Regions from separate parts of the Mus musculus genome. Here region 2 is linked to region 1. A link is a contact called in ENCODE Hi-C or POLR2A ChIA-PET data. All regions are on one chromosome and are shown on one strand. Each heading gives the region's core, a stretch centred on a gene start or an enhancer-like site at or near the end of the contact. The rest is flanking DNA. Distances are from core to core; before and after follow the strand shown.

Region 1 (2,834 bases), core at 278-2,777:
CTTGAAGCCTGTAGAAAAGTTCTAGTATGAAAGAGTCTAAAGTCTGTTCTGCCTTGTTCTCTTGGGGTCGGGGTAGAGGCAACATAGAAAGAGCCTAACATGAAGTTCGGGAAAGTTTCCTTACACTTATATATTCAGCCATCTTCGAAAGAGATTTGAGCCTCCGCTCCTCTCTCTGACGCCTGTTGCTCTATTACTACAGGGACTGAGTCACACGTTACCTAGGTTTTCCCAGGGCAGTGTGTAGCCAAACCAGTCGGGCAGCTCAGCTGTCTCCTGTGTGAGGATTGCAACAATCCTCTTGAAGGTCTAGGAACTGCCGCCACTTCTCATCAGAACAATTGTAAAGCTCAACCCTCTAAGTACAGCCCTAAAACTGTGCAATGACTCCTTGGCTCCAAAGACTGACATTCACGCCCATTCCTTTCCCAACCAATCAAAGACGCAAAACTCAACGACCACTCTCCCACCGAATTCACATTATATTTACTAGGCAACTTCCCTGAGCCTCCATAAGCTACGTCCCAATCCAAACAAATTCCTTCTGCAAGAGGGAAGAAAAAAAAAAATCTCTCTAAAGACCAAAGCCTGCAAACTTTATGTTGAATGCAGATCCATCTATCTACCCGTTTAACACAATCAGCTGTGGAGAAACCGAGACTCGCCTCGCCCTTGCTCCCTGTCTTAGAAAATACTGGGATCTGAATGGTCTCTCCAACAGCTTCCCCCAGTAAGCTAGGTCATCAGTTTGCTCTCCGACGCTCCATGGACAAGTGACAAAGACCAAGCGAACTGGAGGCGCCGAGGCTCCCCCTGGCATTCACAGAAGCGCCCACACGGGTTGCCTGCTTTCACAATGCGACTCCATCGTCCCAAGTGGAGACTTAGGAGAGGCGTCCCCTTCGCAGGCGTTCTGGAAAAGGCCAGGCTCACCCGTCCGGGTGAACAAGTGACAGGTTGGAATTAACCCTTCAGCCTCTACGGCCCGAAAGGCAGCAAGTGTGGCAGACTCGGATTAACCCTTTCCAGGCCGTGTTAAAGGCACAGCCCCCACCACCACCACCAAAACGCAACGTGGAATTGACCCTCCTGCTGCCGACCCTCCGGCTACAACTCCGAGGCCCACACACGCAGGATCGCCCGGCCCGGCCTTCGGGGAGGTGACAGGCGCGAGACGCCGGCCAGGCCGCCCGCAGAGGGCTGCTCACCGCGATGACATTGACGAAGGTGGTCTTGCCGGAGTACTGCAGCCCCACGAGCGTCAGTTCCATCTCCTCCTTCCAGAAGAGCGAACGGAACCAGTCCAGCAGGCGGGAGATGAGCGCCAGCATGGCGGCGGCCGGCTGCGAGCGTGGACGGGCGCGGACGACAGCGGACACTCTTTCCCACGAGCGGGTATCGGCCCCGAACCCGCCAACGGCTCTTCGGCGGGGCCCCTGGCGCGACGCGGGCAGACAGAGGCTGGCGGCAGCGACGGCCGGAGCCAGGAAGCCCAGCGGGTCATATGACTCGCCCTACCCCCCCCACGCCTGGCCCAGCGCAGGCGCGGAAGCGCACGGAAAGAGCGGCGCGGTCCCGTAGACTCCCAGCGCCCTCCGGCGACATCGCCACCTGATGGTGAATCCCACGACACACCCTTCCCTCGCCTTGGTGCCAATTCACTTGTCACATGCCTTTCCTCTTTTCTTTTCTTTCTTTCTTTTTTTTTTTCCCCCCAAATTATGGGTCTCCCAGCAAACGCATGTCAACAATTTCAGTACTTGAGAGGTGGAGGCAGGAGGATCAAGAGTTCAATAAACACAGAAGGTGGGGTTACAGAAATGACTCGGTGGTTAAAAGTGCTTGAGGCTCTTTCAGAAGACCCAAGTTCAGGACCCAGCACCCACACCTGGCAGCCCTCATCAGCCTGTAACTTCAACTCTGGGGGATCCAGATCTAGGGCTTTCTGACCTTGTACATTCTGCAAACATATGCGCATACTCCCACAACGAAACACATAAATAATAATAATCTTTAAAAAAAAACAAAGAGTTGGTCCTCGTTCACTTTTTGATTGAATTTTCCTATAATTGTTCATTGGCAATGTACCCTGAAGGAAAAAGTTAATACTCGGAGGAATTGAACACGGAATAAAAAAAAAAAAAAATCAGAATCTGGGATGGGGATGTAACCCAGTGGTAGAATGCTTGCCTGGCCTGTATGGAGCACTCTGGGTCTAACTAGGGCTCAAGGGAGGATGGGGCAGAGGCAGTGATCCGAATGTAAAGTGAATAAATAAATGAATTAATTAATAGGGAAAATTTCTTTCCCAGCATGTGAAAGACACAGGGTTTGTTTCTAACACAGCAAAACATTAGTGACAGCAAAATCCCTGCCCTCCTGCGGGTTACAGTCCAGTGTGGAGAACAGAACATATACAGCAAACAAACGAGAAAATGCCACGTGGTACTTAACACTATAAAGAAGAGGAACAGAGAAGAAGCTGGAGCCGGCCTGCTTGTCTTTAAGTCAGGTGGTCCTGAGTGGAAAGGCTTGAGGGAAGTGAGAAGGAGAAGCAGGCTGACGTTTGGTAGAAGCACATTCCAGGAAAAGACCCTGAATGGGGAAGGACAGTGAAGTGGTTTGGACTTTGAAGGATGGTGTGCCTGGGGCGAGGGGGAAATGATGGAATTATATTTTAACTGAAAATATATTTTTAAAAAGGAACTCCAGCTGGCTGCCCCAACTTCCCCAGTTGATTTCTGCTTCATATTTGTAAATCTCTAACTTAATGGATGCTTTCTTTGTTAGCTCTCTCCATCAGCTACTCTAGTCATCTCTGCTGGATGTTGTGA
Region 2 (2,742 bases), core at 90-2,589, 46 kb before region 1:
CCAGCCTGACTTGGTCTGTGGCAACGCACACCCTTCAGGGAGGAGGAACTTGGCTGGGTGTCCTGCTGTCTTGGACTTTGAAGTCCACTCGAGTAACCCCGGAACTCCACCTTCCCATACGTGGCTAGTGGGCTGCGAGGACTAGTTGACCTTCTGACAGCACCATCACCCCACTGGTGTTTACGATGGTACCAAGCAATGACGGTGTCAGTCAACTCTGCGCCTAAGAAATCATCCTTCAAGTATCCAGATCGCCAATCTGGGCCAGGCAACTACCATTCCTGCCAATAAGCTCCCCTCAGTCTAGGCTGCGGCCCCTGGAAAGGAGAAACACTTAACGCCTCATCCCAATCCGGGCGTCCAACTCACTAGATGGCCCCTTTCTAGGAACCCGCTCCTTAACCTTATTAAAGCTTTGGGTGTGGCATTCTGATCAGGAGTGGGGAGGCTTCGTTTTGAAGCGGAGTTTTCCAAAGGAAACCTATATAACCAGCACTTAGATATGTGTCTATCTGGAGCAAGGGATACTGTGATTGTCCCTTCCGGTCTCTGGGACTCAGTTTCCCCATTTGCAACAGAAAATGACAAGGACAGCTGTCCTGAAGTTTGGAGGGTCAGGGAGAATCAAGGGGATGGCAGTCCACTGGGGTAAGGAGAGGAGGAACCTCGGACTACTGCGGACCTTAAAGACCCTGGTGTGTTCTCAGGGACCCGGAGGGGCGGAAGGCAGCGCGCGGGCTACTCACGGGTCTCCGCGGTCAGGCCCCCGGCCGCGGCAGTAGATGGGGTTGAGCTCGTCCTGCGGAAAGGCGTGCGCCATGTAGTTGTCATAGCCGAAGACGAACATGCCCCGCGCCAGGTCGCGCATCTGGGCACGCAGCTGCGGCGGGAAGGCGCCGCTGTAGCGCCGCTCGTACTCGTCCGGGCCGCAGCCACCGCCGCCCAGGGCATAGCCCCAGTGCGCCGGGCCGCACACGCCCGGTCCCGGCGTCGGTCCCGGCTCTGGCGGGGTCTCAAGCCGCCCCTCCGTTCCGCGCCTTGGCCGATGAAGCCAGGCCGGGCCTCCGGGCGGACCAACTGGCCCCGAGCCGTCGGGGTCCCTCAAGCGCTGGAAGCCGAAGCTGAGCGGAAACCGCTGGTAGAAGCCCATGCTGGGCCCCAGCCCGAAGACCAACCAGAGCACCGCGTGGAGGCCGAGGCGCAGCAGCACCAGCCCCAGGACAAGCGCTCGCCATTGCATGGTCGCGCGTCCGCCGCGGGCATTATTTTGAAGCGCCGGGCGCGTCCCCAGCCGACCGCCTCCCCGCGCGTCCGCCGGGAGCCCGCTCACTTCCCCTTTAAGGAACTCCCTCGTGACGCACCAGGAACTGGTCCATTGTCCCCCGCCCCGCGGACGGGACCGGCCCGCCTGGCCCCGCGTTCGCCCGCCGGCCGCCGGGGATTGGCCTCCACCGGCCCGGCCTCGAGGGGCGCGGCCGGGGACTCCCTCCGGCTCTATAGGCCGCCCGGACTGCAAGGCCCCGCCCTGCCACTGGGCCACGCCCCCTGGGCGGTTCCGAGTCTGGTCTAGCTGGCGTGGCGAGCCTAGGTCGCTCTGGCTTTTGGGGAAAGAACTTCCAGCCAATAGGAGCGCGGCACGGGAGCTCCGGGAGCCGGACACAGACATGGCCTCTGACCCGCCCTAGCCCGGGTAAATGGTGTCCCTGAACAGAAGATGGATGGGAGAAAGCCCGTCCAGGTATGGAGTAGTAGGTGTGAGAAAGGTAAGGGCCAGGGCCTTTAGGCAAAGGAAGTACTTACGAATATCTAGGAAAGGTTTTTAACTTGGTGGGAGTGGGACTCCCTGGTCCAGACCGCACGAAATGTCCAGATTTTTTGTTTTGTTATTGGAACGCCTTAACTTGGAAAAAAAAAATTCATAATACTTCTAAAATACTCCAAGATCACATCCAATCCCAACAAGGCGGGAGGGGGAACTAACACCAGATCATTTTCATCAGAACCATTTAAACATCTTTTCCTGACAGTCCTATCATCTCATCGCAGTGCTAGGCAGAGGCGACCTTGGAAATGTAGGGCAGATTGGGGGTTTAATCCCATCCAAGTGCTAATTCCTATAATTAAGGTTACTGATTTCGTTTTTTAAGGGCTGTGGCTTTCAACACTTGGAGCGCCTGTAAAAGTTTTGCCTTTCCTAAGATTATACCCTGTGTCTATCAAACTTGCAAAACATAAAAATAAAAAAGTAAAAAAAAAAAAAAAAAATAGGGGAAGTAACGAAATCAGTAATGCCTGTCACCAACCTGAAGGCAATGACAGGGAGGACTTAGGTAAATCCTGGACCATTCTCCTTCCATTTTGGGGTCAGAATTGTCCCTGCAATGTGATAGGGTACAACAGAGCAGCCAGCAACAATTTAAGTTCTTTGGGTTGGGAGAGCTTATTTTGTGAGATACAAAGGCCTGAGCAGTATACAAAAAAAAAGGGGGGAGGGGGAAGAAGTTACTGGACTGGATAAACTTGTATAAGACCAACTGATTCCAGTCCTTGACACGGAACTACTAGTTTCTGCCTCCCTGAAGCTAACACAAACTGAAAATGGACATTAAAGCTATGCTTTGTTTCCTCCATAAGCTACTTCTGTGCAAATTTTAGCTGAAATGTAGCTTGCACTCTGGTCAGCTGTCAGCCACTGATGACAGCAACTGTTCTCACATTACAGAAAAGCCCTAATTTTAAAAG

What was found. Hi-C counts contacts between places; a loop is a spot of excess contacts on that map. ChIA-PET counts read pairs that join two places held with the same protein, here RNA polymerase II (POLR2A).
Region 2: a loop to region 1 is called in a map of gastrocnemius, with 8 times the contacts of the local background. The contact joins the promoter of Edem1 here to the promoter of Arl8b in region 1. A Hi-C loop is called at or near these places in 17 of 37 maps with a recorded cell type or tissue (CH12.LX, T-helper 17 cell, T-helper 2 cell and 5 more). POLR2A ChIA-PET finds 5 or more read pairs at or near these places in 4 of 5 experiments (Patski and embryonic stem cell).

The regions. Positions count from the first base shown.
Region 1 is chr6:108,781,752-108,784,585 of GRCm38, reverse strand. Arl8b (ADP-ribosylation factor-like 8B) reads right to left here and starts at 1,527. Exons shown (of 7, transcript NM_026011.3): 1 at 1,209-1,527. The coding sequence starts at 1,331.
Region 2 is chr6:108,827,238-108,829,979 of GRCm38, reverse strand. Edem1 (ER degradation enhancer, mannosidase alpha-like 1) reads right to left here and starts at 1,339. Exons shown (of 12, transcript NM_138677.2): 1 at 747-1,339. The coding sequence starts at 1,240. It overlaps Gm35417 (a long non-coding RNA gene), which reads left to right and starts at 1,704. Exons shown (of 2, transcript XR_377956.4): 1 at 1,704-1,763.